4 separate regions of the Mus musculus genome follow, and regions 1, 3 and 4 are each linked to region 2. A link is a loop called in an ENCODE intact Hi-C map of the cell type or tissue named here. Cell type or tissue: heart. All regions are shown on one strand. Region 1 holds the start of Sfr1 (SWI5 dependent recombination repair 1). Region 2 overlaps Sh3pxd2a (SH3 and PX domains 2A). Region 3 overlaps Slk (STE20-like kinase). Region 4 overlaps Slk (STE20-like kinase).

The links. Peaks named below come from ENCODE experiments on the same cell type or tissue, not always from the same donor. Only the 100,000 strongest peaks of a DNase experiment are listed, where the experiment ranks them.
Region 1: it touches region 2 in a loop (2.1-fold over the local background); 3 of 42 quality-filtered maps call a loop at or near these places.
Region 3: a loop joins it to region 2, with 3 times the contacts of the local background. A loop is called at or near these places in 5 of 42 quality-filtered maps.
Region 4: a loop joins it to region 2, with 2.5 times the contacts of the local background. A loop is called at or near these places in 8 of 42 quality-filtered maps.

What each region holds. Positions count from the first base shown.
Region 1 is chr19:47,726,756-47,734,755 of GRCm38, reverse strand. Sfr1 (SWI5 dependent recombination repair 1) reads right to left here and starts at 3,000. Exons shown (of 4, transcript NM_026377.2): 1 at 2,935-3,000; 2 at 1,768-2,126; 3 at 845-1,237. The coding sequence starts at 2,947. In heart, CTCF peaks have their summits at 2,350 and 3,296; DNase peaks (open chromatin) are centred at 3,135 and 3,975; H3K4me3 peaks cover 2,320 bases; H3K27ac peaks cover 2,636 bases.
Region 2 is chr19:47,351,860-47,359,859 of GRCm38, reverse strand. The region is part of intron 5 of Sh3pxd2a (SH3 and PX domains 2A); the gene reads left to right. Among named protein-coding and RNA genes, the nearest start is that of Gm29834, 69 kb to the right of the region's middle. In heart, a CTCF peak has its summit at 3,138 (motif pointing left); DNase peaks (open chromatin) are centred at 459 and 3,229; H3K4me3 peaks cover 753 bases; H3K27ac peaks cover 1,005 bases.
Region 3 is chr19:47,642,486-47,650,485 of GRCm38, reverse strand. It overlaps Slk (STE20-like kinase), which reads right to left. Exons shown (of 18, transcript NM_001164639.1): 18 at 5,240-8,000. Col17a1 (collagen, type XVII, alpha 1) reads left to right here. Exons shown (of 54, transcript NM_001290825.1): 47 at 140-229; 48 at 328-438; 49 at 1,014-1,160; 50 at 1,396-1,755; 51 at 2,259-2,387; 52 at 2,630-2,692; 53 at 2,806-2,886; 54 at 3,208-4,145. The coding sequence ends at 3,260. Among named protein-coding and RNA genes, the nearest start is that of Gm16068, 39 kb to the right of the region's middle. In heart, no CTCF peak of the experiment used is centred here; a DNase peak (open chromatin) is centred at 4,755; H3K27ac peaks cover 1,009 bases.
Region 4 is chr19:47,625,558-47,633,557 of GRCm38, reverse strand. The region is part of intron 12 of Slk (STE20-like kinase); the gene reads right to left. Among named protein-coding and RNA genes, the nearest start is that of Gm16068, 22 kb to the right of the region's middle. In heart, a CTCF peak has its summit at 286; DNase peaks (open chromatin) are centred at 2,977 and 4,256.

The sequences.
Region 1 (8,000 bases), 370 kb before region 2:
AATTAACTAGTTCCTGTCTAACTTTAAAGGCCAGTAACAGGTATAAAGGGCAGTACAAGCTCTGGACAAACCTTAACCTTAGAAAAGTGTTATTAAATTCACATGTTAGATGTAAGAACAAGCTGAGGCTCTCAGTACACCTTTTATATAACTATACTTTTTAAGATACGACGTTGTGTTGTGCCTTTCTAATGTCTCCATGTACCGCAAACTTCTTAAAGGTAAAAATATTCAAGTTTAAAGTATTTTCAACATTTTATTCAGTTACATTTAGAAAAGTCCTAAAAATTCAAAATCACATATAAGACATGCTATTCTGTCACTTACTCCAGTTTTGGGATAAAATGAGGTGTTACCTGGGTAAGAACTACAAAGATAATAAATGTCTCCTTCTAGACATCCATGTTCTATTTTACTCAACGTGTGTAAGCTGAAACCTAAAATCTGTTTTCCCAAATAAAATGCCTGACATTTATGCAGGATCGTTACTGAAAGTACAGCACCTTGCATTCTGTGGTCCACTTTTAGTTCTAACACCATCGTGCTCTGTCCCCCTGCATCTTCATGGAACACCTCTCACTTCTCATCTTGCTACTGGCTAGAAATTAAGGCCAAAACGCTCCACCTGTGCATTAAACAAAACCCTAAGCTTTTAAGTTTTACCTCGTGTTGAAGGGGTTCCTCAGCCTCACTCTGAACCAACTACTTCTATTTCAGTCAAAGCTCTTGTAACCCGGGTTTCTGGTTATCTGGCTGATTGTTTATCAAACTAAAATGTATCTCCAATTTAGAAACTACCGCAGTTTATGTAAAAATGATGTAACGGTTCTAAGATTCTTCTCACCTTTATTCTATACATCTTGACTAACTTTAACCTCCGAAGAAGGTCTTCCTTCTCTTCAACCTGCCTAATCAATCTTATTTTTTCTTGTTTTAATTTTTCTCTAATGATCGCATTCTCAGACTCCTTTGGGAGGGCATTAGATGACCCAGTATCCGACGACTTAGATTCACACGTGTTTTTCTCCTCTGAGCTCTTTTCTCCAGGCTCACTGTCTTTGTTTTTCAAGCTTTCTTGGGCCTTTGAACAATTTTCTTCCTTTGAAGATTCTCCTGGTTCTGAAAGGGTCTCATTATTTTCGTCATTCTCTACCTTCATACGCTTCACCACACTACAAAATGAATGAGATGAAGATCTTGCTTTCTTTAACCTTTCTTTAGGTGTTCCACTCAGAGGCTGAAAAAGACACAAACATCAAAAATGTTAAGGATACATTCTTGTAGTAAGTCAATCTATTAAAAATAAAGGCTATATGCTTCTACGATAGGTACAATGGATGGCTTTCTGTTTCCACAAATCTCATGCGAGCATCACCAATGTCTCTAATATCCAGAGGCTACCTATAGTCTTACTTTAGCAAGGTTAACTAAAATAGGACTGAGACACTTCGCCTGCCACTGGCAGCTAGTATTTGCCTGATAATACTAGAAATGCTTCAGAACTATAAACTAAGGAGAAGACCTGCTACCAAAGACTTCCCCCTAAGAAATACTGTACAGATTCAAGTTTCCTTGGTTTGGAGCATCGCAGTAACCTCATAAGAAATTAAACAAAATGAACCGATTCAAGAAGAAAATCTTGGCAGTTAGAAAGGTATGAGCTACATATTAATTCACACTCCAGTAGCCTTAAAACTGGCACTATCAGAATACTCTGGAACAGAACAGATGGGGGTGGGGGATAGAGGACAACACAGATATCCATACTTGTTTTCCTGAACTATTCGAATGGGGTGATGGTGGATTCTCCCTGGGCTGAGGAGCGGCAGGTGAAGTCGGGGGTGATGGTGGATTCTCCCTGGGCTGAGGAGCGGCAGGTGAAGTCGGTGGTGATGGTGGATTCTCCCTGGGCTGAGGAGCGGCAGGTGAAGTCGGTGGTGATGGTGGATTCTCCCTGGTCTGAGGAACGGCAGGTGAAGTCGGTGGTGATGGTGGATTCTCACTGGTCTGAGGAGCGGCAGGTGAAGTCGGTGGTGATGGTGGATTCTCACTGGGCTGAGGAGCATCAGGTGAAGTCGATGCTGAATCTGATGAGTTTTCCATCTTGGAAGTGAACTCCTGATTTCCTTATCAAAAAGAAAAGACGCGAATGATAATCAAATTATCTCAAAACAGACCTCAATTTTTCTGAACAAAATTTTCTTCAGTGAACTAAACACCAAAAATAGTCAGCCATTTCTTCCAATTACATGTAGCTATAATTTATTCTAATTCTTCTCATATTTTCCATTTACCTCTCCACATGGGGAAGTAACCAAGTCCTGTTTCTTTCACGACAAATAAACCAGCTAGTATCTCACTGTCTTTCTTTTTTTCCCTTCAAAACACCCCCAAAAATTTGCGTTTCAGGAAGGGGAACTATAACTAGTCAAGAACTTTAATTTTTGTTATAATTTCGTAAATAAAAGCAATACAGCCTGAATCTTGACTCTTAAAAGCTTTGCGCCTAGAACCAAGAACGAGTCCCGAGGTGTCAGAAAGCAGCATCTGCCCCTTTGGGTTTACTATGGTCAAAGACTCCGCCCTCCTCCCCAGCCCCGTCCATCTTCTCCACAAAGCCCCGCCCACTCTCCCTCCCCCTTTCCCCTCCCTCCTCACCACAGAAAGCCCTCCCCCCGTCCCCGCACCCCACTCAGCTCCCCCTTTCCCCACCCCGTCCCCCCACCACAGAAAGCGCGCTCCCCCCAGCTCCCTTCTCTTCAGCAACCCCGTAGCCCTCCTCCTCCACTCCTCCGCCTCCCTCGCCACAGAAAGCCCTCTATCCCACAGAGCAGGAGGCCGAGCTCCCGCGACGCCGGAGAGAGCTTCTCCGTCAGATACCCAGACACCCGCAGGCCTGCCGCTCAGGCCAACCCCAGGGAGAAAGCTCAGTACCTTCCTCAGCCATGCTCACAGCGGCGACACACCGTACACACAGCCAGCGGAGCGCCCGCAGCCCACTGACCTCGCCCCGGGGGCGGAGCCTCACCGGAGAAGAGACGTACGATTGGCTAGCTTGGCCGGAGCAGGCGGATGTGCTCCGTACAGCTCCGACTGCGCGTGCGCGGCGGGCCGCGGGCCTGGGCCACGGGGCGGAGCGGGGCCTGGCGGGAGGCGGGCGCGGCTCGTGATTGGCAGGGCTGGCCGGCGCGCTCCAGGGCTCGGCTACGCGCGCGCGGCCGCCAGCCGTGGGGTGGCGTCCATGGAAAAAACGATGTTAGGCCCTTGGAGGGGCCTGAGGGGGGCGCGCTTCCGCTCGCCACTGCCTTTGGGAGTTGCGGTGCCAGCTGCCTTCCCGAGCAGCTTCCCTGGTGGGGTTGGGGGCGGGGTGGGTATCGTCAGGGTGGCGCGCCCGAGAGCACCGCCCTCTGGCAGCGCTCGCCCCCTGGCAGGCTCGGCTTTCCCCACCGCAAAGGCTTTTCCTCAGACGTGGCAGGGCCGGAAACCGCGGGGCCCGCTCGGCTCCCTGCTGGCTCGGAGTCTATGTGGGTGTCTCTGCATAAACAGTAGAGGGCATCCCCAGCCTGCCTTGCGGACTCGCCCCCTTATTTTGGTCTGTGCCCACCTCTGCTTGGCTTCACATGTTTTGGTCAAATCTGAGAAAAAAATAACCTAAGGAAGTGTATTATGGCGCAGAACAGGAAGCGGGGCGCGGTCGATCCGACAGGTTCGGACTAGAATTCAGATATTTGAGAACTAAACCCCTTGCTTGATCCTGCCCCCCCCCCCCCGAGGCCCCTTGCTAGACCCTGGCTCGACTCCTGGGGGTGCCCCTTGCTAGACTCTGGGGGGCCCCCGGGAGGCCCCTTGCTAGACCCTGGCTCGACTCCCGGGATGCCCCCTTGCTAGGCTCTGGGGGCCCCCAGGAGGCCCCTTGCTAGACTCTGGGAGGCTGCACGGCCTTCTAGTGTTCAGGATGTTCTGTTGCTATGCAACAGCAAAATGAACTAGCTTGGGTGGAGCCGTGGGTGTAGAGAAGTTGAGCTAACTTGTGAGTCACTGGGAAGTTTGTAATAAGGGACAGCTCTCTTTCCGAATATCTGCTAATAGTGGCTTTAAAGTAACCCGAAAGAACTGATTAGACTCCTAGGCGGTCAGTTAATAAATACAGAACCTAAAGGAACTTAATGAGGTGATTAGATCTGCAGATGTTGCAATTGCCTAGATTAGAGTCCTGGCACCACGGTTTCTTCTTTGGTTTGTTTTTGTTTTGTGCAATGGAGTGTAGTGTGGCCGTGGACCTCAGTTCGATGGCTTGGTAAATGAGAACAATATTCACCTCCTAGAGACAGGGAAATTCAATGATAATGTATGAGAGGCAGCTAGAATCATGCAAAACACCAAAGGAACATTTAGTCAAGCATATTCGTCATTCCCTAATTGACTTAAAGCAATGTCTCACAAGCTTTTATCCCTTACCTTTCCCAAAAGCACGGATTTTTAAAAGAGTGCTATGATAGCTAAAAGTCCACACAACTTAAGCCATAAATACCAGAAAACGTCAAGCCTTCACATGTGACCATTAATAAATTAATGTTCCACTCCTAAATGTTTAAGAAACAGCAAGAACAGAATTCATTACTTGGGGACAGGAGGTTGTTTTGTTTGATGGTTTTTTAAGACAGGGTTCCTCTGTAACTCCCCTGGTTGTTCTGGACCTTGCTTTGTAGCCCAGACTGGTCTGGAATTCACAGAAATCCTCCTGCCTCTGTCTCCCGAGTGCTGAGATTAAGGGGAAGGCAGTAGAATGCATGATTTTTATGGTACAAGTGTTACTCACCAACTCACAGATCAGTCTGTGAAATCATTTCTTCTCATTTTTTCCTTCCTATGAGTTCTCTCATTACAAAAAAGGGCAGACTTACCTGCCCTGACACTTGAAGCACAAAGCACACTTCATATTCAGGATGCCTTGAGGCGTAAGGGTGAGTTGTTTTTATAAGTCTAAAATCAGCTGCTCCCAAATTCTTTTGTTATTACAGCCTAATCTTAGAGCTATGCTTTTACTGACTACATAAAGGAAAACAACATCTTGCCTTGCAAATGTTCTGACTTGTTTTTATATGAAACTGATGTATTAAAATAAGACTGGCCAAGCTTTCCAAGGACCTCTGAACTAGCTCTCAGGAAAACCTGTTAGCTCGGAAATGTGTGTCTGTTGGCCATTCTCTCTTCTGTGTGCTGTGTCAATGGTCTTCCCATATGTTTGTATTTTACTTCCCATACTCAATTTAATGCAAAAGATCTGGAATATGTATAAATTGCCCCTACACAAATGGAGACACAGCTCTGTGATAGGATGCTTACCTGCCATTCATGAGGCCCTGGGTTCGACCGTTAGCTTTAGGGTGGGCGACGGGGACTAAAAGTAACCATTATAGTTTCCATGTGTCTTTAGAGAAATATTTTCATGTCTTTAGTGACCTGAAATCTATTTGCCTACAAAGAGTTTGGTATTTGTCACAGAGGACATTTTTATTTTCGTATGAAATTTTCAAGTAGTTAAAAGTGCTTCCTTGTGAGCCAGGGAACAAAGACTCCTTACCCTACCACAGAGAACAATGGGAGACTTGTCCTAGGATTCAGGGATAATAGTAATTAATTTCATCCGAAGTCAGACTTTCTCTGTGTTTTTCAGTTTCTTCGATTCCCAAGGCTACCGTTGACTCCATTATTATTCACCAGGGAGTGGTAAAATGTGTCTTCCATTCAAACTGTTGATGGGTGATGACACGGACCTAGGAATCTTTATGAAGGTTTGGTTTATTATTCACTTTTAAGTGTAAGAAAACAATATTATATAGTCTTTCTCCCTCTCCCTCCCCCACGCTCCCTGCCTCTCTCTTTTTCCCTGTGCAACCATAAAGGTATTTTAAGCACAGTTGAAATGTTCAGTCGATTTCTTTTTCTTCTAACCTTGCAGCTTTCGCAGTTTTTATATCCTAGCATGAACTTAGGATAATTTATTTCATAGACTTTTCTATATTGACAGAAACTTTGTCTCATGAAGACATAGCTAGTATCCAAAGGATTTTTTTTCCCCTTAAGATTGTAAACTTATGAGTATAAACCATTTAGGTGAAGAATTAAATAAAACCCACATGATAAAGTTGATTTACAGCACAAAAAGAATTCAGTAGGTGTTCCTAACTATTTACCCGGACATTTTCTTACTGTATGCAAATGGAAAAACACCTTCAAAAGCTCTTGTCTAGGTTTCTCTTGCCAGTGGCATCTTACAGACCTCTGCATGGTACAAAGGTGTTCTATTGCTTGGTCAGTTCCTAGTTTCCTTTCGAGAATAATTGACTCTGTGTTTCTTGTTCTCTCTCTGTTGCCTAATGAATTCTCATGGGGAATTCAAGAATGTGTGATTAACTTACTTCTTCAAAAAGATTTATTTATTTTATGTGTATGAGTAGACTGTAGCTGTCTTCAGACACACCAGAAGAGGGCATCAGATCCCATTACAGATGGTTGTGAGCCACCATGGGGCTGCTGGGAATTGAACTCAGAACCTTCGGAAGAGCAGCCAGTGCTTTTAACCGCTGAGCCATCTCTCCAGGCCCATGATTAATCTACTTTTAGAGATTATCAAATACCACAGGTGACCTCTGTGCTCTCTCCATAAATATATATATATGTGTGTGTGTGTGTGTGTGTATGTATATATATTCAGCTATATCAACCATAAAAGAATTGTATTTTAAACCACAAGACGAAAGACCCTGCGTTATTTTAGGTATCCATAAGATGTTTGCCTCACTAAATAGGATGGGTACCTAGAGTGAGGAGATACCATGATGAGGGCCGAAACCATCAGTGGGACAAAACCTTTCCAGCACCAGACACCTGGGAAAGCTTCTGCTAACTTAGGTGCAGATTAACAAACAAAAACCTAACGAGATCCCTTCACATGAAGTTCCTGCGTTTGCTGCGTTTGCGTCCTACCAGATCTGGAGTTTTGTCAAGTCCATTACAGACGAGAGACACAGAAGTCTGGGACTCACTGCTGTTGCTGGGTATGCTGCTCCCTCAGAGAAAAATGGAGTGATTGGGGTGATGAAGGAGGGGGGGCTGTGTGGGATGAGAAAGGGGTGGTTGGTGGCAGGAGTGTGAGGCTATGAGAGGAGAGAATAAAGGTGTTGCTCACGGCCACTTCTTTCTCAGATTTTTTTTATTCATTCAGAAATGTCATCTGAGGGGGGGAAAAAAACCATCTGGTTAACCTAAATTCACATATTTGACCCAGCATTCTCTATCCTCAAAGCTTGCCAAGGTGTGAGAGAGTGGAACCCAAGCAGCAGCGAGATCTAAAATGTGAAAGAGTGGTCTCTTACCTCCCATTTCCTGTTTCCCCTTCCAACTAAGAAAGTCCCCAATAAATGTCTACCTCAGGACTGAAACAGTAACGAGAGGCAGGGGGAGAAGACAGAACTGGCATGTTTACACATCAAACAGACTCCAAGACTGTGAAATTATCACAGGAGCTGCTCTTTCTCAAGCTTCAGTGTGGTTAAAGATGATTATAAGACCAGTCCTGGTGCTCAAGGGTTTGCAGCTGGAGCTTGGGCAGACTCACCTCTTCATTCATCTTTCTGCTTCCTAGAGTCTACCCACTGCTCTTTCCTGCTCTATGTCCAGGCCCTACAACTTGTCAGTGATGTTGTTAACTCGCTTTCTGGCCCCATTACATTGCTGGTGCTATCACTAACTAAAACACAAGCTTAATGATGGTCCTGGTGGCTCAGAATTGATATGACTTCACTAATTTTTTGATGATACATAAATATTGTTGACACGAAAACATAGTTCTCATGTCACAAGGAATAAGAAGTAATTTGTTTTGGACCCAGATATGAGTGGCAGTTTCCTGGGAACACATATTCAGGTTGCCCCAAATACCATGGTCAGTTCTAACCAGTCAATCTTCTCTGTTGAGTGTCTAATGCAGTTGTAGC
Region 2 (8,000 bases):
AAATTCTTGAAATTTCATGGCGACAGGCAGAGTCCTGCTAAACTAGTTTTTGTTCTTCAGCCTCGGGGCCACTGAGCCCTCTGTTGAGGCCCAGAACAATGTCCCAATGTTCAGAGAGACTCCAAGTGGGTGGTGGTAGGGTCTGTGCAGATCAGAACCATCTTGCCCCAGTCTGCCTCGAAGGCCAGCTTCTTTCTGTCTCGGGGGCCAAAGTGTTGCTGGAAAGTCCCTCTGCCAAACCGGGAAAGCCCTGGCTCCACTACCAACCTCAGCACCCTGGGCACGTACCCTGGCATCCCTATGGTAGCTCTGCTCTTGCGCCACAGGAGCAGGCACACAGGGACAGGCCGTCTCAGGGGTAAGATGGCATACCTGGGAAACAGGAATAAGGCTTTCCCGGGGAAGAAGGAACAGAGCAGGCAAGGTGGGGAAGGGTGAGGTTAGATGCAGAGACTCGCTGTAGCGGGGTCCAGGCTCCTCCCACTTCCTGAGGCCCAGGCTCCTCCCACTTCCTGCCGGGCAGCGGTGGTTGATCCAGGACCAGCTGGTAAAACTAGGAAGTCCCAGGAGGAGATGGACCGATCACCTCATTTCCCCATGTCCTAGGTGGTCTAGGACAGAGGGAACTATCAGCCTGCCTCAGACCCAGCAGGGGGACAGTGTAAGGGCACCTTGGCAATGCGGCCAGGTTTCTGAGAGTTTGAGGTGACTGTTTTTGGGGTCCCCACGTTCTCAAACTCAACTGGCCTGCTTGCAAGGCAGGGCACCAGCTTTACCTGTGACATTTTAGTCAGAATTCAGGATGCATTGTGGCTGGGAGCAGAGCCTTGGTGGCAGTGGCTTTACAACCTGTGTAAGTCGCTCAGCCATCCGTGGGCTGGTTAGAGCAACAGACGCCGTGTGGAGCACGCCTTGGCTGCTTCCCCCGCTCTTCTCACCTCTCCCTGGGACGGAAATGGAAGGTGGGAGAGAGGTCCAGGGAGAGTCCCTCCTGCAGTCTTCCTTTACGCCTAGGTATTTACTGAGCACCTACTATATGCTAGGAACTACACAGGCCAACTCAAGGCTACAACTAGGTTTGAATCTTGCACTGAGTTAATCTTAGTGGTCCAGTCAGAACACACAGCGCTGCTGTGACCTTCAGTGGACCACTTCTCTTCAAACCCCTGATTCTTATTTTGTACCCAGGTTCAAAGGTTCCTCTCCCGATCCCGTACAGATGGGAAACTGGTAATGAGAACGGACCTGGCTCTAGCTGTAGGTTATGTTTGGAGGCGTCTCACAGAGCCCTCCCTCCAGGTTCTTCCCCTAGGTGCTTAGGCAGCCAGCTGGTCTCCGGCTGAGGCACTGGGGTTGAGAGCCAGCCCCACCTTATGCTGGGCTGCGTCCTGGTGAGACCCTCAGCTAGGCAACTCTATTCATCTGTCATCATTCGTCTGGCCAGGGACATGGGCCACCCTGTGCTCCCAGCAACCCATCCGCGGCCACTGGCTAATGCACAGAGAATCTCTTCATAGAATCGGTCTTACCCAGCCCGGCCCAGTGGCTGTGGGTCAGAGAGAGATTGGATGAGGAAGGGCACAGGACTCTGTAAGTGCATTCTGCCCACCTCCACCACAGTCCCTTCTACCTGGGTGCAAAGGTGCCCACGGGAAATGTGTCCGCACCGAGGAACAGAGCCTCTGTGTCCCCGCTACCATGCTGGATAGACCAACAGGAGGGACGAGGATTCAAAAGCCCTTGTCTGGCCTGACCGTCACTCCAGCAAAGGTCAGTGAGGGCTTGGTGCAGGCCGAAAGGCTGTCGTCAGGGCTGACACAGGGTTTCTGGCTCCCTTAAACAAGAGCGTAGGGAAAATATAGGGGTGCCTCTACAGGGTGACCTGGGGTCCTGGTATTTTTCTCACATTGTGCTTTCTGTTCTCCCCTGATCCCCAGCCTTGGGAGGAGTTGGGGTGTGGGTGTCTCTCATTTCCACATACTTCCTGTCTCATGGCTGAGGCCCAGGTACCCTGGGGCATCTCCATCAGGACAGGTAAGCCCCATCTACCCACCCACGCAGGTCTATCCAGCAGGCAGGTGTTCTGCCTCCCCCAGGACGGGTGGCCCCTTTCTCCTCAAAGCCCAAAGGCTCATTCTGACCATAGCTGTCTACTCTTGAGTATAACCCCCCAGTTGGTGACCTCTCAGGGACAGTGCAAATCAGAGCTGAACTTAAAACTGGGCCTTCTCCACTCTGACGCAGGCCTTCTGATGGCACCAGGGAGAAGGCTGTTCATCAGCTGACTATATACTTTGTGAGGCCCAGGGGCCAATGTCCGAGGTACAGCCTCATCCCTGGCAAGGAAACTCAGTCTGAGGGAGGAAGGCACTGCAAGGGAGTGCTCACCCTGTGGGAGGCAGCAGATAGCATCACAGGTGCTGAACCCAGCTCCACCTCCACCTACTTGGTGCTTAATTGTTTAAGGCCCAGGGCTCTTCTAACAATGGCAGCTGCTGATCCAGTGGGGCAGGAGAAGAGATTGTGTAGGCTCAGGGCTTCCCACAGCACCGGGCCAGCCTGGTCAGGTGCTCGGAGGCTCGCATAAAGAGCATAAAGGCCTTCTACCTGAGACCAAGGGATGGTCAGCTACTCAAGTCAGAGAGCAGGTGGGGACACCTACCCGGAGGGAGTCTGCAGCCAACCTCAGGAAAGAGGCTGTCTCTGAAGGAGCCTTAGGAAGTGTTCTGAGAGGAGGTGGGTACAAGGCCATTACTAGCTCCATCGACACTGGCATCAGATATGGGGACAGAATCTGGGTGTCTCTGAGTTCCTCCTGGCTCTGATATCTTGTGGTCCTGTCAGAACTAGGTGCCTATTGCTGTGGTCCAAGTGTGTAACAACTTAGGTATAATGGCTATAAGAGCAGAAAACACAAGCAAGCAAGCAGAGAAACAAACAAACACTACCTCAAAGTGAGGAGCAAGCTTTCTGAAATCCCTAGGATCCTTTGCTATAGTGGTCTGTAAGGCGCTTAAGGTTGGAGTTTGAGCGCCAGTCTAACTTTGAGATCCTTAGAACCAGTGCCTCATTCCAGATCTGTGTGTATCTTTCGCCACCTGGTGGTAAGACTGAGTATTACAGCCACCTGCATTGGTACTGTCTGTCTATTGTTATTCTCCCAGGAAGCTGGTAATCCCTACTTCAGTTGAGGCAAATGGCTGTATCTCCACCCCCTCCCCACCCCCACCCCAAGGTGTATGTCTATAGAGACACCAGGGGTGGTCCTGGAGACTTTCCTCTGGCCTCCAGAGCTCCTGGATAAAACTCTAAGGATGGGCGCCATCTGGTGGGCACAGGAAGCCTGTTCCAAGAAGCACCCAGAAAAATCTAGGCTTCCTCCCACTAACTATAATCAATCCCTCTGGCTCTCTAGCAGGTAGCCAGCTTACTTGTCACTGGGGCAGAGGTAGAGGTGGAGGTGGGGGTGATCAAGAGTGCATACAGCTGACTTTGTGTCCCACCCAGCCTAGAACTGCCACTGACAGGCTGTGAGCCTGAGAGTCTAACTCAGTGCTGAGGCTCAGACGCTCCCCCCCCCCCCCCCCCCCCCGCCAGCTACATCCAGCCTTTCAAATGGTCTCAAGTGTACCACTGATGTGACAACTAGCAGCCCAGTCCCCACTGTGTGGCTATCACTACCAATTTCAGAATATGTTTACCACTCTTCCTGGAAAGTGTATCACCACTGCATTACGGCTGGTTTGCTTGCATGGATGTCTGTGTACCATTGGGCCCAGATTTAGTGACTGAGAGGGCCTTATCAGGCATACCACCGAGACCAGATCACCCCAAGAGCAATATTTACCTTGGCTTACCATCCGTCATACCCAGTTCTTGCAGTTCATTTGGGAGATGACACCGGGCAGGGAGAGAGGGAGGGAGGCAGCCAGTGTTAGTAGTAACAGCTCTGCAGGAGCCAGCAGCTCAAGCTATAGGCGTGCCTGACTCCAGGGATGCCCAGCACCCCTGTCAGCCCACATACAGCCCACTGGCACACAGCAATTGTGGGGAGTCCCAAAGGCCTGAGTGAGTTAGACATGGGTGATGTACACTGTGCTAAGGGTGACTCACTGGGCTTCTCTCATGTCCTATTCCTGGGAAGCCAACCTCCCCAGCTCTAACCCCAGGGCCCTGTCTTCCTTCTCTTCTCTCCCTTCAGTGCCTCATCGTCTGATTTACCCTCCCTCCCCATCTCTTTCACAGCCACCTTGACATCTTCTTTCCGTCTCACAGCCCCAGAGATAAGGAGTGAGCTCTTTTGAACCTGAGACCCAGTAGGTTCTCTGCAGATACAGTACTGAGTGGAGCATCTAGTTGGTGCTACTGTGAACATTGACCCTACCTAGTGGAGACTGGACTGGCACTGCCTCGGGGCACAAGGTCTGTGCTGCCTGGAAGAGGCAGGGATGCTCAGGGGGGCTGCACTGCTGGTGTCTCAGGTACAGTGGCTGAATAGGAAGCAATCTAACAGCTATCCAGTCCAGGAGGGCTCCTGCCATGGGCCTTGGAGAACCCATGGGGCCCATATACAGGAGAGGCTGTGGTGGGGAGCAGCCTCCTGGGGAGTCTCTAGGGAATGGGGTTAGGCATATCTACCACAGGCATGTCACGGTGAGCCAAGCGCTGTCAGAGACGTGGTTTCGAAGCTACATGGCGGGAACACTTGACCAATGTAGGGCTCCTGTCACTGTTGGGATCGGTAATCGGGACAGCAATGAGGGATTCTTCCCGTCTCCCCACCATTGAGAAGGCAGTGTTTAATGGGGGTGGGAAGGGTGGTTCAATAGCAACTGCCACCATTCCTGCCCCTATCTGGGCTCCAGAACCCGAGGGAAGCAAGTCTGTGGGAGACCTAGAGCTGATAAAACCCAGTCTAATCCTGGAAACTGAGGCATAAAGAAGGCAAAGCTAGGCCTGAAAACTAAGTCTTGACACCCCAGTGCTGGACTGGCCTTTGGGGTCCATCAGAGTTACACTTGGACACGCTCAGAAATGTAACACACACACAGTCGGTAGGACATTGGGAAGCCCCCAAGCTGGCGTGGGGAGGCTCTTTGCTGAGTTTCCCCAGCCACAAAGGCCCTTGGCTGGGAGCCGCTGGCCTGCCTGTTGAGCCCACTGTGTGGAATGTGGCAGCCGCCTGCCCCTTTGTGGAGCGGCCTCATTAAGTCCGCCTCTTGGCCTGACACACTGAAGACATCTAGACTTGGCATTCATTCGTTCCCTTTCCCTGGGATCCAGGAGCCCCCAAGGAGGCCTGGCAGCCTCACAGCAGAGGGGATTCCTGGGAAATCTGAAAGCAAAGGGGCAGCCATATCACAGGGGTCTTGGGACCCCCAACTCTGCAACCTAGCAGCCCTCTGACCTCGGCAGAGTGCTTTACCCACAGAGTCCGACTCTCTTCCCATCTGTGCAGAGATGCTCTATCATCTCAGCCTAGCTACATCCCTCCCAGGTCCGTCCTGTCCACAGCCCAACCTCATCTCCCCCTCAGTGCCCACCTTTAGTCCCCTGTCTCAGACGATGCTATCAGTTTGCCTATGGATCTTGGCTCCCCTAAAAAGCCTCCACCACAATAACCATGGGGCCAGTGCAGAGTGGCCAGCAGTGCAAAGGGAGGGGGAGGAAGACTGTGTTGAGGCGAGCCTAGCAGGTAGCTCCGTACTTTATTACGCTCAGAAATATGGGTGCGGGATTATTTACAGGAGCAGGAATGACTCACAGGCAGATGAATCACGAAAGCCCACCCCGGCCTGGGTGACAGCTCACAAAGCTAGGAATCTGATGCACAGCACACACCCTGCAGACAGTTTAACAGGTTGGAGAATGTCCTTTCCAGGTGGCCCACTTGGCTAAAGCCTCTTCCAGACAACTCTCCTGGCCTCTGCTTCTTTCCAGGCTACATGCCCAATCTCTGCTTCTTGTTTACAATTCTGCTTGTGGGAGAATGGCTCTCTCTTTACTGTTTACTCTTAGGGATGGGGGAGGGGCCTAGTGAGTCTGGTCAGTTTCAGGAACTTCCTGAAGCTATTTGAGTTGCTGACTTTCAATCTTAAGGAGCCTTTCTGCAGAACGGAATTGTTCGAGGACAGCCTGGTCTACAAAGTGAGTGCTAGGACAGCCAGGGCTACACAGAGAAACCCTGTCTCAAAAAACAAACAAACAAACAAACAAAAAAAAAAAGGAATAGTTTAATCTAGGAGGAAACTACTTCATAAGCGCTGTAGGGGATATCTGAGGTCAGTAAAGAAATCACTAGCCGTTGTGGTCCCTCCTTTAAGGTAGAGTCTTAAAAAAGTAAAATTCAAATTCTCTAGGCTTTTTTCCTTGGTTTTGTTTTGTTTGTTTTGTTACTGTGAATTGAAGCATGGAAGGACTCACTGTATCATGATTTGTGTGTGTGTGTGTGTGTGTGTGTGTGTGTGTGTGTTTAACTGGTTTTTGTTGTTGTTGTGAGACTGTCTTAATTTTGTAACCTAGGCTGGCCTTCAGTTTGCAGTAATCCTCCTGTCTCTGCTTCCCAAGGCCATGTTAGGAATGCATGTCATGACACACCCAGCTCTGTCACAGGTTTTTGAAGTAGCAGTCACATGTGGGGGTACTTAGTGGCCGTCATAGGTGCTTGGCCACTGTTTTGGATAGTGTCAATAAAGACCACTACCAACTTTCTAGAGAAATCTCCTGGGCAGCTCCAGTTAATGTGCCTCTAGGTGTTGGCGGCAGACTTGGAGCACACTCTGTCCCTCTGTCCCTGGAGGTCGGAAGCTTAAGAGGGTTTTCTGGAAGAGAAGCCTGTGTCAGGCTGAGCCTTGAAGGTGTGACACGCCAGAGAGACGGTTTGTAGGTGTGCATCATATGGTCATAAGCATAGATGGCTCTTAAGTTTGCATCTTGCTTCCTTGTTACTAGCCGTGGGACACCAAGAGAATGTCCTGGCCTCTCTGAGCTGCAGCAATAAAGTGAGACTAAAACGCGTCCTGAAGACACAGTAAAGTAGTTAGCATGGGGCCTGCATGCTTCGTGCTTGTGTCTTTGTGATGTAAGGTCTAAGTCCCCCTGAGAGATGCCTGTGTGACCTCCAGGGTCCTGGCCCTGACAGGGCTGCCCAGGTGGCCTACGTACCTGGGAGACGTTTGGGGACTGCCTACCTCCCACCTTTCGCACGGAGGCTGAGGCGCTGGATCAGGTCAGGGCTGGGAGGTTAGGAGTCTTCATGGGCACTCACGTGGTGGTGGGCCTCTATGTCTGCCCTGCGTACCACATAGACCAGAACATCTGTAGATATGCCTGGGGCAGTTGGTTAGTAGCACCCTCTACCTCCATACTCTGTCACCTAAACAGAGAAACCAGACTGAGTTGAGACCCAGGCACACTGTTTATATCCCTTCCTGCCCCTTCCTGCCCCTTCCTGCCTCTCCCCCTGCCCCTTCCCCTGCCCCTGCGGTCATGCATCCCTGCTTCCCTCCTCCTGTCCCTGCTTTAACTTCCTAAACATTTTTTCCCTTTCAGGCTTTCGGCCCCAGTACCTCCCTCTTCCAAGCAGCCCTCCCTGACTACCCCAGGCCACTCAGACCTCCCTGCCCTGGGGATTCCTATACAGTAGACTCTTGCTAGCGCTTTATGGTACTCAATCACGAGTTGAGTTCTGTTTTCTTTCCTTGGATGTTTGTCTTCACTTATTAACTAGATGGTGCACACTTTAAGGCAGGACAGTGTGTCTTCTGCTGTGCGCCTGCTTCAGGGACGGGAATGAGTCTCTGTTAAGATATGGGTGAAGAGTGGATGAGGGATATGTGACAGGTGAAGGGCAGAAGATGGATAGGTGTTGGTGGGTAGATGGCAGAGAACGTAGTATGGATGGAAATGGAGGGGTGCTGGAGGAGGGGCCTCTTTGACATGCTCTGTGGGGACTTCACAGTTGAACCCCATTGCTATATTTTGTGGCCGAACACTTCTGC
Region 3 (8,000 bases), 290 kb before region 2:
ACTGTGTCTGCACCACGCTCCTTTCTATCTTCCTCCCTACCACCGTTCTTTCCCTTCCTCAGACCCCACTTTTTTCCATTTGTATCCGTCCTCCCCAATCCCACTTGAGTCTCCAACTACTTGGGACCTTGTTCCCCAGGTTCTGGGATCAGCTTTGGGCATCCTGGCCCACCGGGACCCCCTGGCCTGCCAGGAACATCCTACGAGGAGCTACTGACCATGCTCCGAGGTAAGGCCAAGCAGGAACATCCATCAAATGGTTTGGGATGGAAACTGAAACCTTGGCTCAGGCTGTGACTGACAACTTACTGCCCACTGATGTCCCAGGGTCTGACTACAGAAACATCATTGGACCTCCAGGGCCCCCAGGGCCACCCGGGATGCCAGGCAATGCATGGTCCAGCATCAGTGTGGAGGACCTCTCATCATACTTGCACAGTAGGACACTAGAGAGCATAAGAGACAGGCTGAGGACTGCAGCCTGACTTTGAGGGCATCCCCAGCCCTCTCTAGGGCTGCCATGGAGAACTGATTCAATGTGCTGTTCCCCAGTGGAGCATGCACCAGGAGGGCCCTGGGGCCCTGGACAGGGTCACACGGCTGTGAGGAGCCATGAGCCTTGGTAGGGGAAGAAATGGGAAGAAACTAAGCTCCAAACTGTAGCCTTTGCAGAGCTCATGAGCCATGTGATCAGTCACTTAACAAGGACATAATGTAATACCTTGTATTACATTCTAATGCCTGGTGATGAAGGTCTAGAAGGACATAGGATATGTATGGGGTGAAGGGGAGAAGGGTCCCTTGAAAGCGGCCATTCCTAGATATCGCCTGAAAGGGACAACCTAGGCCTTGCCCACTCTCCTCTACTCCACACACACACACACACACATACCCATCTCTTGCACCCAATCCATGGGGGGTGAGGGGGCCCGCAGTAGGTCAAGGCCAGGCTGAGAATCTAGCCTTTTCTGTCCAGGATCCTGACCTTCCTCTTTCCCTCCCCTCTCACACAGCCGCTGGTTTGTCCTCCATCCCAGGCCCTCCAGGCCCACCAGGGCCCCCAGGTCCTCGAGGGCCCCCAGGTGTCTCAGCAGCTCTGTCCACCTATGCAGCTGAGAACAGCGACAACTTCCGCAGCGAGCTGATTAGCTACCTCACAAGTAGGTACCTTGATGTTGGTCTCCTGTGCCCTCCCCCTAGACCTTCACAACTCTTCTGCAGGAGCCACAGGATGGTCAGCAGTCTAGATAAACCACTCTCTGCTCACCAGCATCCTGTACATGTACAAGGGCCTCAAAGGTCACTCTAAGGGGTGTTAAAACTCCAGAGACCCCCCTAGCTCCCAACTCTTTTGTCCACCACAGTCTGCCGGTAATGCATCTTCCTCCCCTACAGGTCCTGATGTTCGCAGCTTCATCGTTGGCCCTCCAGGCCCTCCGGGGCCACAGGGACCACCTGGAGATGGTCACTTAAGGGAGAACTACAACTGGAGCAGCAACTCCTCAGCCAGAAGGGGCACTTCCTACAGCTCTTCCACGGGCACAGGGGGAACCAACGGAGGCTCCCTGGGTGAAGGTGGAGCCTATGGTGCAGGAGATGGGGGCCCCTATGGTACCGACATCGGCCCAGGCGGAGGCTATGGGGCAGCTGCAGGTGGTGGTATATATGGCACCAATGGTGACTCGTTCCGGGATGGCTTCACTGGAGACCTAGATTACAACAAGCTGGCAGTGCGGGTGTCGGAGAGCATGCAGCGTAAGTTGGAACCTGTGGCCCTCAGAGGGGGAAGGAGCATGTGTGGACCTCAGCATTTAGGCTTTGCAGGCCTAAAACTGGCCCTCGTTTTTTTATGTACTTGGACTGTGTAGATAGCAGCTCTGGAATCAGATGGGTGGGGATTGAAAAAGAGAAGACCCCACTCTCTCAGTGCAAGGGACCCCAGTGCTGACACTGAGCAGTGCAGAGCAGGGCACACAGCAAAGGGCTTGGTACTTTGCTCGGAACAAGTCTGACGGGAGCGGCTTTCTGACAGGGCTTCGTGGCAGTTGTTAGCCAGGAGGCCCTTTCTCACTTTAGCTACCCGAGGACTGTCACAACAGGTCAGCCCAGTCTGCTGGACAGCAAAGGAAGCTGCAGGGCTTTTCCCTCAGGCTGGTTTCATCTAGTTTAGCTGCTCTGAGTGAGGCAGTCCGAGGACACTGCCCTTCAGCAGCGAAGTGGTATGCTGCTTCCTACACCAGCACCCTGGTATTCTGCAGGTCAGGGTCTGCTACAAGGGATGGCCTACACTGTCCAGGGCCCACCTGGGCCCCAAGGCCCTCCTGGCATCAGCAGGGTCTTCTCAGCCTACAGCAACGTGACACAAGACCTCATGGACTTCTTCCAAAGTAAGCACAGCTCCATGGCTTGCCCAGCACTGGCCTGCTGCTTAGTCTTTCGTGGGGCCTGGCATACAAACACCAACGTAATGATCTTCTCCCCGTAGCTGAGATGCCAAAACTCAAGCCTACTTCTGGTTCCTTGTATAAGTCCTGATGCCACCACTCTCTGTGTTGCTTTGAGTAAATGCTTGACCTCCCAAGCCTCAGGCAAGCTCTGGTCTAAGGCTAGACTCTTTCCTTCCTTGCAGCCTACGGCACTATCCCGGGACCACCTGGGCAGAAGGGAGATGTGGGAACCCCAGGCCCCAAAGGTAAGTGACAGCAGGGACCCCAGGGTCAGCTGTTTATGCCTTAGTGCCATACTGTGCCACGCCTTCGGCTCTGTACTCATACTCTGGTGTCAATGCCCTCTCTGTCCTTCTAGGTGACAGGGGCCCTGCTGGACCACGAGGTCCTCCAGGGCCACCCGGCCCCAGAGGGAACAAAGGAGAGAAAGGAGACAAAGGTAAGCAGTGGTGTGTGACTGCTGGGGTTCTGGGATCCAGCAGAGAAGAGGGCATTTGGTTCTGGGCTAGCCTGAGAAAAATCAAGCAAAAACCAATGCAGAAAATGGTGTCGCACAGCTGGGGAAAGGGAAGACCAGAGCTGCCGCAGAGTGAGGAAGAACCTGGTAACAAAGTAGGGAGATGACTTGGAAGGGAAAAAATAGCTTTACAAAGGATTAATCTTCCAGGCTACCTTATAGCAATCACTGTTGGTATCGCTGGTCCTCCCTAAGGTCATAGGCCACAAGGCATTTAACCCCTGCTCATCTTTGGACTTTCAGGTGACCAAGTCTATACTGGGAGAAGGAAGAGAAGTATTGCCATCAAGCCGTAAGCTGCACTTGGCAGAGCCACCAAGTATCTGGGACCGGTTCTTGGGCGCCTATGTCCAAGGGTCCCCGTCCTCCTGAGACCAAATCACCCAGCGACACTTGTTTTAGTCTGAACCAAATATATACATACAGAAAATTCAAAGACACACAATCTGAAACAGCTCCATTGGTTGGGTGGGCCTTTCGGAATAGCTGCAATGTTTAATATGAGACTTGACCTCTCTGCTACATAGATCTGAGCTCCCCGGCTTCTTTAGCATTTAGCCCAGCCTCTGCCAGGCCTCGGAAGCCAGTTACATAACTGTTGGCTGGGGATCTTGGAGCTTTGCCTAAAAAGTGAGCCCAGAAAATGGAAAATGGGAATGGGGACCTTTGTAGATGACGTGTGATGGGTTATGTTACGAAGGCTGCTGTCAGCTCCTCCTCCTCTCTTCACTCTGCATTCTCCAGTCACAGAGGTGACTCTTGCAACTGAAAACACTCAAAGTTCACTTCCTCAGAGGAGGTGACATGGTTACCTTCAGTTACCATGGTGCAGATGCCAATCACCTTCCCACTGGCTTACAAAGCTTGACTGGTCGTAGCTATGGCCTGTGTCCACAGGTACAGGCCAGAAGTACAACTATGACACCACACTAGACCCAGACAGGACAAGAGGGGCAGTGGGCAAGGAAGGGAGAAAAGAGAGGACACAGAACTCCTGATGCTGAGGAAGCATGGCTTCCACACACCATCCTGCACTTAGGAAATGGCATAAAAGACTGGGCACAGTTGGTTTTTATTTAAGCACTTTCCACTGTCTAAAAACATTTGTATGTAACCTGTAAGATGAAAAATCATTTCAACTGTAAAATTTTCAATTAAAGTTTTTTTTTCTTTTTTAATGTATGTTTAATCATGTGAGAAAGTTAGTTTAAAAAAAGGATCCGGGTTACATAGGTCTGATTGCAACACTGTTTGTCACAAATGGAAGAGGTGATTGGTGGTAGTTTAGACCTGGCTTCCAGCAATGGATCACTGAGATCTCTAAAGGCAGAGTTTTAAAAGCTACCACTTCAATCTGGACACACCAGACAAAGCACTTTTGTTTTCTCTAAGTTCCTTGAAAGCTAAACACATAGACAACAAATTAGAAGCTTCTTTGCAATTAATGTATGACTGGAAGCCAAGTATAGAGATGAAGATGTCTTGATTATCATTAATGATTAATCAGGCCTAGGAAATGTTCCCTCGTTACTAGACTTTACAAAGTCATCATCTAAAAATCTTCATAGAATCGTACACCCAGAAGAAATGGGAGGAAAGTCTAAGTGTGCTACCTCCTCCAGAAAACACACACACACACACACACACACACACACACACACACACAAAAGATACCAGCCATGAGCCATGTCTTCAGCTGGAGAGCAGTGGATGTGAGCTTCTTTGTTTCACTCGAGAGCGAAAAGGGATCAGGATGAGCTCAACAGCACACAATGCTCTGAGATTAGAAAATGACATCAGTAGCTCCCTTCGACCAAGCTGCACCCAGGCCAAGCAAGGCAGCCGCCAGCGTCTACTGAGTGGAGGGGGTTTTATCATATGATTTTTCATCAATTTGAAACAAATAATCTATCCCAGGGAGAAAAGAAGGAAATAAAAGCACACACACACACATGGCCACATAGACACTTTAAACATCTCCCAAAGGAGGAAGGTACATATTGGAAGGTACTTACCTGCAAGGTAAAAGTTACATTTGTCAGTAATGAGAGGGAGGGGGGAGGGGGAAGGGGAGGGAGAGGGAGAGACAGAGACAGACAGACAAACAGACAGACAGACAGACACGTAGATAGCTAGGATCAATGATAAACATAGAAGGTCAGAAGACTGGGAAGGTGAAAAGTTTAAAATATAACTAGAACCAAAAGCTGCAAAGTGTCTCAGGCAGGACAACCTCATTTTTAAGATTTTAAATTAAAAAGAAAATTCCCCAAAATAGATTAAGAAATAGCTTTATTGTTTGACAATCCCATGATTGAAAAGGCATATTTCTGATCCCAAATAGACAAGAAGCATAATGTGAAGCAAAATTCTCTTTGAAAACTTAGCTTGTGAACTTATTACACTGAAAAGAATCACATTTTTAAGCTGCAGCCAACATTTGAAACTGGTAAGACTCTACTCCAAGCTCTGTAGCAGAAATTTTAAAGCGTTATTAAAACCATGTCAGCCGAAGAACAGTTCGGCAGAGACATCAACTGTTGCCTCTGACTGAAGAGAAACATGAAAATCACCACCCCGCATCCTACACAATCACCACGCAGAGAGGACCAGAAGGCTCTCGGAGAGCTGATGCTCTCGTCTTCCACTGCAGTTCTAGATGTTTCATTCTGCAATGTTTCTAGCTATTAATATGGCCGAATTTGGCTTCTTAGAAGAGTCTTTGTCATTTAATAAGCACAGTGTAGAATGGGGGAAAGTATGAGGGTAGGAGGGACCTGGAAGAGTACAAAAGACAATCACTTCTGAGACTTGCTGATGCTCGAGAGATCAGAGAGCCCCCATGGGCCTCACGTGCCTGAGAAAACACTGGAGAGGTAGCTCTGGTTCTGCCCCCTGCTTAGGTACAACTTGCCATGTCCTGTCAGGTGAGATGCTTCCAAGATTCTCAGCATCCTAAAAACACTCCAAATGTCCTCCTCACACACAGGAAAGGTAAGAAAGAGCTTACTATGACTCCACCTAAAACAGCTAATTCAGCGACCCACAGCCTGAGCCTCAACAGGGTTAGGGGGGAAGCCCTGTTACTAGGGCTCTAGGAGCTGGACCTGCAGAGGCGAGGAGGAGGTGTGGCGCATCCACAGCATGCAGGGAATGGGGAGGTGACTGCTGACAAACTCCTTTATGCGCTGCATGGCACATTCTGCCACAGCAACTGAGTGACCTAATCAGGAATGGACTGACTGTATGAATGGATGCCTTTGCCCCTCAGCCCCTCCCCACCTATACTTCATGCAGGAAAGAACAGTCACTATTATCTACTTGGTTTAAGGCCTGAGGAGTAGGCAGGTTTGTTTAGAAACAGCACGTTCTGTTACAAAACACTTCCTATCATAACCTGAAGTGCTGAGATGGGTGTGCTCCAGTAACAGTCCCTGCACACACAGGAAGGCAGCCATGCTCGGAAGAAAACTCCAAGCAGGAGCAGGAAATCTAGAGGGCAGGCTTCAGGGAGACACCCTTTTCCTCCCTCCCAGACACAATGCTCTAAATGTCAAGGAACTGGAAGGGCAGATCATGTCTAAATTACCTGAATGAAACTGAAAAGAAAATCCACTGACTGAAGAATTAATTTGTAAAAACTCAAAGGAGAAAGTGGTATGAGAGCCTTCCTCCCCTCTCCCTCTTCAAATAAGTCATTAAATACACTAGGTAACATAATACCATCTTTTATCATAACAATATAAACAATTTCATCATCATCCTGAATATTACTTTATAAAGATATATATTTAAAGGCTTTCAAACAGTTTTCAACCCAGCATCTGAAAATAAAGCATTATGAATTCTGTATATAGTAACACATTCATGTGATAAGTGTATGAATTTACAACCATACATTATATATGTATATATTTATATATATTTATATAAAAAACAAAGTTGGCTAAAAGTTAAGGCTACCTACAAGGTTGTCCAGAAAAATTATGCTTGCCAAAATAATTATAAAATTAAAATTACACATGCATTTTTAAACCATCTAACCAGATAGAGCTCAGCATCCAAAGTTTCAAACAAACGGCCAGAAAGCTCTACAGACATCTACGGTTCTTACATGAACTCCTGCTCCCACATTACACTACTTTTCACCAACCTCAAAATATAACTAAATACTGGTAACAATTTGGTACCCAGCACTCTTAGAAGAGAACAGGTTGCCAATGGCAGGCAGTGAGCATCATTTACAAATGTGCTGTTTCTAACACTGTTGACCTGACATGTGGCTGAGATTCTGAACTTCAAAAGGAACTAAGAGTGAACATTTCATCAAAATCACATGTACCAGTAACCACATGATAGAGACTTCAGGCTTTTCCTACCCAAAGTAATTAATTTAAACATGGAATAAAATAAAACCAAAATGCACTTGAATAACCTCATTGGAAACAACCCAGTGTCACCTTGGGTGTGTGTCTGATATGAAAGAAAATCCATTGTGGACAAACACTGCTGAGACTAGCTTCAGAACTGTAGCCGTGACTGCAGCTCAGGGCTGAGCTCTCGGTGATGGCAGAACTCCCTGAGCTGTGGGCATCTCTCAGAGAGTAAAGGGGCTCACCAACTCACATGTTAAAGCCAGTTCTCCCATCTTCCCAGGCTTTGTACACCATCTGTTTTAGGATGTAATTTTCTACGGAATGGTAATATAAGCAAGTTTTTAAAACAGTGATGTCAGTGAGAAGGGGACTTTGTTCCTCATGACCAAAAGGAAAGCCCCATTTTACATATGTTTAAAATTTAGTGTTTTAGGCACTATCTTAATAAAATTAGCACCTTAATAATTAGCTCCTACCCACACAGGCTAATGTTTGCGACAAATTATTGAAATAACTTTTCTCTTTTAAAAGATTTTGATCCTGTTTAGTGATAAAAATATATCTATGTACTGAATCAATAACGTATTCTCTAACTCATGGCTTTTTAAAAGTAAGAGTTGGTTTACCAAAAGAAAATTATCCCAATTCTATAGCAGAGTC
Region 4 (8,000 bases), 270 kb before region 2:
ATTGAATTTATGCTTTAAAAAAAAGTAAGTCTGGATCTATGCCCCTTTGGCAATAACAGAAGATGGTGTTTAATGCAAATGATACACAAATAAAAACTGTGGGTTTACATTTTAGGACTGAAACAATACTTAATCCATAATCCCATTCTCATGCATCCAGGAAACAATCAAGTCCCAACTCTATTTCAGAACTATTCTTTGGTTCTTAGACAGAGTAGGACAAGAACTGGATCACTACCAGCCTGATCATTAAGGCACACAGGCTGGCAAAGCTCCTCCAAGTGTTGGCCGATGGCACTGCCTCTGGAGTTGGTCATTTCAGGCTGTTGTGAGAGTGTCATGTGGAGTTGCAAATGTTACCGCCATTATGTATGTTTTATTATAAATCTAAACACACAATAGCAGAAAGACAGGTGAGTGAACTGTGTCTATAAAACACAGTTAGCTACTCGACCATAGCAACCTACGTAACTATCACAGCCTAAAAGCGTCTATTTATGTAATCATCTAGATTAAAGTCTCTGGGTTTTATTGAAGAATTCTAAGATCTGCATGCCACCTATTAAGCAGTTAAAACAAACAACAAATCGACTCAAGCTCCCTCTTCTCCTAAAGCAATTATTTGCATTAAAATACTGTTTCTTTCAACCTCGATGCAAATGTCTACATGCAAACCTGTTCAGTAAACCTTTGACCTGAAGGTACAGTAAGGAGTTTCTATTGGTTAAGATGCTATCATTGGGTTGCATAATAGATGTTTAAAAGATCTGCATCAACAGCTTAACTAGTGTTTATGTCAACTTTACATTTAGACTCAGAAGTCAGATATCAAACCATAGACCCATGCAATAAACATGTGAAAACAAAAAGGTGAGCACAGGCCATGCTACCAAGTGCACGTCAGCTGAGAGCAAAGGACACGCTCTAAGTACATGTCAGCTTCTCTATGCAGTTTGTAGCCATGCTGCTGTACTCAAGATCTGGATTCCACAAGGTGGGAGCTCAGTTCAAAAAGAACTGTCTTGAGGTACTTAGTACAGTGCTAGGTACAGGTTGACTCAGTACATGCCAGGTACAATCAATCAAAGCGCACCAACCTATTGGTCCCAAGTGCCAATAAGCTTGAATCATTAGTCCTTTATGACAGTGCCACATTAAAAAGAATATTTTTAGGTTTATTTACTTTACATGTGTGTGTGTGTTGCCTGTGAGTACACACATGCAGTGCGCATGCTCGATACCCATGGAGGTAGAGAGACCTTTGGATCCTCTAGGACTGGAGCTACAGAGGATTGTGAGCTGCCCTTTGGAGACTCGGCAACAGAGCCCGGAGGCTCTGAAAGAGCCGCAAGTGCTCTTAACTAGTAAGCCATCTCCCCAGCCCAAGTGGCAAACTTCTGAAGGCTCAAAACCAACCACAGGAAAACCAAAGCTGGAACCAAAGGGCTCAGAAACTAAGAAGGACTCCGAAATGAAGAGCAATGGTTAAGATGGCCATCCAGAGGGGGCGGAACAGGTCATGTGCTGTGCTGCCTCAGAAGACAAAATAAGGACCAACAAGTCCAAGTCAAGGTAGACAGGGCTAAAGTGCGGTGTGGGCGTGCTTCCTGACCGGAGGTAGCAAGCAATCAGGTTGACTCACAGCTGACTGAGCAAGCAGACAATACAGATCAGACACTAGGCAAATATTTTACATTTTTAAGAGCTAAACATTACTTGAAAAAGACCCTTAGACAGAAATTAATATACTTCTTTACTTCAAATAAGTGTATTCAAATTTAGTATTATTGCCCATTCATTAAACTTATCAACTTCAAAATACATTTGTAGGGCAATTTGTAACTAGAAATTGCTCTTAGGAACAGGAACTAAGAGAAATTTCCCATTCTAAAACGTCTGCCTTTAAAACGCCTTTATGAGCTTAATCAGTAGAAGCCACAAGAACCAAAAACAAAAGAACCCAAACTTAGAAAGCCAAAGTCACTTCTAACAATGGCCTAATAAACTATAAAGTCAATGGCCTTTAAAAGTACAAGCTCAAGTTCCGATAAGTAATTTTATGTCAGTTAACCAATTGTAAGCATTAAAACTACAGCTTTGCATCTAAAAACTATCAGAAAAAGATTATGACAAATTAAACTATTTGTATGAAATTTAATCACTTACTCAACAAATTTACTCAGAAATGGTAATGATCAGAAAAGAAATTATAAATCATAATTTCTTGCTTTAAAAAGTATCTGCCAATTTCTTTTTGAAATCTAATTTGAGAATGAGGAAAACAGAAACGGCTGAAATCAAGCTGTATTCTACCTGCTCCAGTTGTACATACCAAACATCGCAAACAAGAATTAACATGTTATATTAGCTAGCCTTTCCTAGGGCAACTGTGAGAAAGAATACAGTTTGGAATTTCAGACTTAATTTCAAACTATAGTAATAATAACAGTTTTACAATATTTATTATCATCGAGAATTTGAATGAATGGAGACAAGTTACACACGAGTAAAATCACTACTTTTACCATGGCTTTTCTGACCATATCCATAATTAGGACATCTAAATTATATACATAATCAAAGTGTCACTTCACACAAGGATAGAACTCTCATCACAGCATTCAATTTCTCACATGTGCAAAGTTGATAAAATTATACCAGGAAGACACTTTCCTTTTCTTAAAAGCCACGACAATTTCTGTGGTGGGAAGGCAGAAAAACAGCCCTCCACTGCAGGCGCTCTGTGTCCAGCTCTGCTGCTGCTGTCACAGACCGTTTGTCTGCAGCAGATCACTAGTCTGTGCCCACATTCTGCATCTGGATAAAGGACACGAGGACCAGATGGGAACTCTCAGCATCACTGTTAACACAGAGTTTGTGCCAGACTACCATTACTGTTATTCCTGGCATCCACTCTTAGTGGTCTACATTTCAGTCAATGAAGTTAACAATGAAAGGCACATGTGAGTCAAAGAAAGCACAAAAAGAGAAGGCACCTCCCACAGCACGCGGACTTACATCCTGCATTTGGGCGTTGAACACTGCACAAGATGACAACTGAAAAGACTGAATCATGACCTGAGCAACACCCTGTGGATCAGAATACAATGCACCTCCCAGGTGAGAATACAGGTATCTAAATGGCTTTGTGTAAACGGACAGAATGTACAAATGTTGAGCTTTAGGCCTAGGCCAAATCAATTAACAGAGGGACCTACTACCCACCTATAGGATAAAAGATGAGAACTACATCAGTAGTTTCCAAACTCTAATGTGCTACTCATTTGTAAATCAGTAGATTTCCTTTTTAAAAGCTCGTCCACATAGATGACTGACTGAAAGACAGAAAGATAGATGATAGAGATAGATACATAATTAATAGATAGACGATAGCTAGGAGAGATAATAGATAAATGATAGATATGTAGACGGATGGTAGGTAGGTAGGTAGGTAGGTAGATAGATGCTTATAAATCAGGTTAAAGTGGTGTTCTTAGGCTTACAAGCCACTTGAGTGGGTACAGCACCTGCTGAGGCTCCATATGACAACTCTTAAAAAATGTTATCCTCTTAAAAAAAACACAAATTAAAGAAATAGGAAAGAAACAAAGGGAGGGAAGGAGAGAGGAAGAGAGAAGAAAAGGGGGAGAAGAAGGGTGTGACAAGGAAAAGAAAAAAATCCTTCTCTTTAGTCCACAGGGAAGCGGCCCTTACCTTTGAGAAAACGTTCCTATGAGAAGTGAAAAACCTGGGGTCTGGGTGTCAAATATGGACCAGCTCTGTGGCTGTACAGCCATGATTTAACAACTCTAAAAGTCTAAAACAGACTGCAAAATTACCAGGTTTTAATACATTTATCAAAGAAATAAATACATTTGAAATGCTACATTCTAAACCCTTAAATTTACAGAAAGAATATACCAACTACTTTATCTTTCATGAGAAAATATAAACCTGCTCCCTAAATTACATGAAGTCATTAAAAAGGTAAGCTAAAATTAAAATATAGGATTACTCAATTCACTCAACAATAAATTCTCAACTCTTACCATTGATAGAACTAAAACCATCTTTTTGTCCTTTTTAAAGCAAAACTATATTGCTCTTATTTATCTAGCTTGAAATCTAAACTAACCAGAAGTATATGTGTAGCCAGCAAGGACTTCCTTTTCACTTTGTTTACAAAAAACACCCAGTAATAAACACAAAAGCAGATGGCTAAGCACGTGGCAAGCCTGTGTGCTATGTGGCGATCCACTGTATAAACCTGGAGCTGAGGTTGTCTGCACAGGAATCCTGGTTTTACCACTTGCCAGACATGTCAGTGTGTGACGGGTCATCCCACCTCCCAGGGCTTCTTCCTCACCTCTAAGACAGAGTGATGCTCACGTGAGACTGCAGCATCAGAAAAGTGTTAGGTACATGGCAAACCCTATGTCTGTCACCATTTCCTTCAATTAGTCATCCCGCTCCAGGACAAGAACAAGTGCCTCAATGGCTTATAGCTAGAAAAACAGTAGTTATATTCACCTGAGTTTATTAAAATTGTAAATTCTACAATCATAGTTCCCCTTTTTCCCACAGAATTAAAATATTATCAGCTCTGAAATGACAATAGGCAAACAGTAGTTTTAAAATATCTTTACTGCAAATGCACGTGCATACACACACACACACACACACACACACACACACACACACACACGTCACTCACACTTTAGTACCAGTCTATGACATGGTTCCTAATGGATTTTTGATACTTATGTATTTCTTTCTAGGATCCTACAAAGTCCAAAAATTTAAAAATCATTTGTTATCACATAAAACCACATTAAGACAATAATATATTGAGGTAACATGGAAATTTTGTTAAAACATTTATTTGGTTAATTCATCCATCTTGTAAAAAGAAAAAATATGCTGTTTACGTAACTGTTAGATTCTAAACCAAAAATAAATATACTAAAAATGTTTTTAAAGTTGATTATGTTGTTGATCTTTTAAAAAGCAACAATGTTTGATCTACCATTTAATAATAAAATTTACCATTTTTATTCTAAATGGTTTTCAAATAGTCATTCTTTTTCTTTTCTTTTTATTTTAAAAAAGATTTATTTATTTTATGTTTGTAAGTACACTGCAGCTATACAGATGATTGTGAGCCTTCATGTGGTTGTTGGGAATTGAATTTTAGGACCTCTGCTCGCTCTGGTAGGCCCTGCTTGCTCTGGTCAACTCTGCTCCGGCCCAAAGATTTATTATTATTCATAAGTACGATGTAGCTGACTTCAGAAGTCGTCAGAAGAGGGCGTCAGATCTCATTACGGGTGGTTGTGAGCCACTATGTGGTTGCTGGGAATTGAACTCAGGACCTTCAGAAAACCGGTCAGTGCTCTTGCCTGACCGCTGAGCCATCTCGCCTTCCCAGTCATTCTTTTTCTAAGCACAGGGTTATATATTACCCTCCACTTCTCTCCTAAAGGTCTTCTAGCAAGCACTGCAACCACTACTTAGACCCAAGCGCTTCCATCATGATAAAATCAGCAAACAGTAGGCATTACCCTAAGGCATTCATTTCTTTTATGTAATCAACTTTCTAAACATTTCAGTTATTCATATTAGCAATTTAAAGGTCACCAAGTATAAATTCAACATACTTAAGAAAAAAAAAAAAAGATGCTGGGTATCAACAGACGGGGGAAAGCTCAACACTAAATGGTGATTACAGCTAAAATCTCCTCTTTCACCCATGGTTTGCTAAGGCAGGAAGGAGAAAGGCTGCTCTCTGGTTGAGTGGCCTGCAGCTGCTGCTGTTACCTGAGCGTGCTGGCTCTGCGCAAGCTCCTCTTTCCTGCGCTTCGTGAGCTCCCTCCTCAGCTCTCTGGGGGCTTTCTCCACTTCATTCATAACCTACAGTACACAAGCACGCGGGCGGTGGGGAATGACACTTCCTCCACAGAAAGCGTGTGCGTGTGAGCAGAAAGCTACAGATCAAGACTAAAGCTGTTAAAAAGATTCCTTTCACCATGCATCAGCAGAAGCATTAGTTGGTGGGAAAGAGCAAAACTACAGAGCATGCTTAATCTCGGTGCAGAAAGAGGCAGGACAGCACACTTGCTTGACTGTGCCCTCGTGTATTCACCAGAGAAGCAGCGCTCACAGCACTATGGCTGAGAGGACAGCGATAGACTCAGAAATTACAGACGTACCTATCCAGATGTTTAGGACTAAGCACATGGAAAGCTAATGTCATTTATAAAGTGCAAACTTTACCACTGACTTGACAATACCAAAGGTAGAGTTCTAAATGATCCACTTCATGACAACAGGGTAGGAAAGGGAAGGGAAGAAGCAAGTGGGACTTCAAATCAATGGACATTAAGATTTTTCCATAAAATATACCATTTCATACATGGTATGACACAATGCATATAGCTGACTACTTTTTGTAGGATTAGATAACATTCTCTTTGGTGAAAACTGAAGCCAAGCTGGTCAGCTTTAAAAGCAGTAACAAGGAATCTTAAAGTTTAGTAAGCTATGATTTGTTACACTAAACCAAATATATTTTAAAATGAAGCATTTTTTTAATTCCTTCTTTTTTTCAAAAGCCTAAATGTGAATTTCACCCACCAAAAGCTCTATAGTCCAGCTCTGAAAAACAAGCATGTGTTTACAAGTCAAAGCACCAAAAGAGCCCAGATTCCAAATCACCACATGCCACTGGCAAAGAAAGAGACTGATTTTGATTTAACAGTATCCATAAAGTTCCCAACAGTAATTCTTCATGAAACCAAATCACCAATCAAAGCAAAAGACTCCCAAATTGCAAGAAGTTTAGCAATAAGGTAAAAATACACAATAAGATTATTCAGTATAAACACAACACCATCTCATAACTAGTGAACATCCAAAAATCAAAATAATAACAGTAACTACAGACGTATTCATCTAGAATTAAATCCTTTAATGTGATACAAAGATTAGCCTCTCAACAAATAACCCAGGATTTTTTTTCAATTAACAAAGATTTTTATCATTGTATATGAAGCAACTCTGTATAAAACATTACAACAATAAAACCAACCTTTTAGAAATGCTAACTACCACAAATAAAGCTGCATGCAACCAACATTTGACCTAAGGAAAGCATCAAGTCCTTGCTTTGCTGTTAATGCTCAGTTCCACCTCACTATATCCTTAAGAGTTAATAACACGCTGTCCAGTTTTCTTCTTAATCAAATGCTAAAGTCAGAGGCTAAAATCTTAGTAACTGGGACATGTAACAGAAGTAAAAATGCATTTCCTAGCTTGGTTATTGTCTTCCAACCCTAATAGAACTGACCATAGTCATTTTCCCCTGGGGTATTTATATCCCCAAAATGGAAATCCTTCACCTGCACTGAAGATGTAAAACAAATCATAAAATTGTTTCTGAAAATTGCTTGCCTGTATTTTATTTTAATCTAGGAACAAATGGACAATACATGGAAAACCTCTTTACTAGCTGATAATAATCAGCTACACAACATGGAAGTAGCTCAGGAAAGTCAAACCATTTTATAATTGCATAATTTTTTCCCAAAGGTATAATAAGAGATGCTATTTTGAATATCAAGCTATTCAGTTTTTGCTTGGCAAAAATGTCTTTAAAAAAAATCAATAAACCTAATGGAGAAAAATTCAAATGTCGAGTAAATTGTACATGATAATTCTGACTGCTACTAATAAATACCAGAGGTTAAGTTCTCTTGAAAACGTATTTCTGAAGAAGGCCCTAAATATTGCATTACTAAGAGGGGATGGCAGAATGCAATACAGCTTGGTCTGTATTTGAAGACTTAGTTCAAAGTTAAGTGAGACAGGCACTGAAACCTCTTTTATTCCCGTTTTCTTGGCAGCAAAATGAAGGTAATATCTGACTTCACTAACTGCCAGCCTATCATTGTTTGGAAGACAGAACAAAGGAACAAATAAATGAGCAGTGTTCTGTCCCCCAT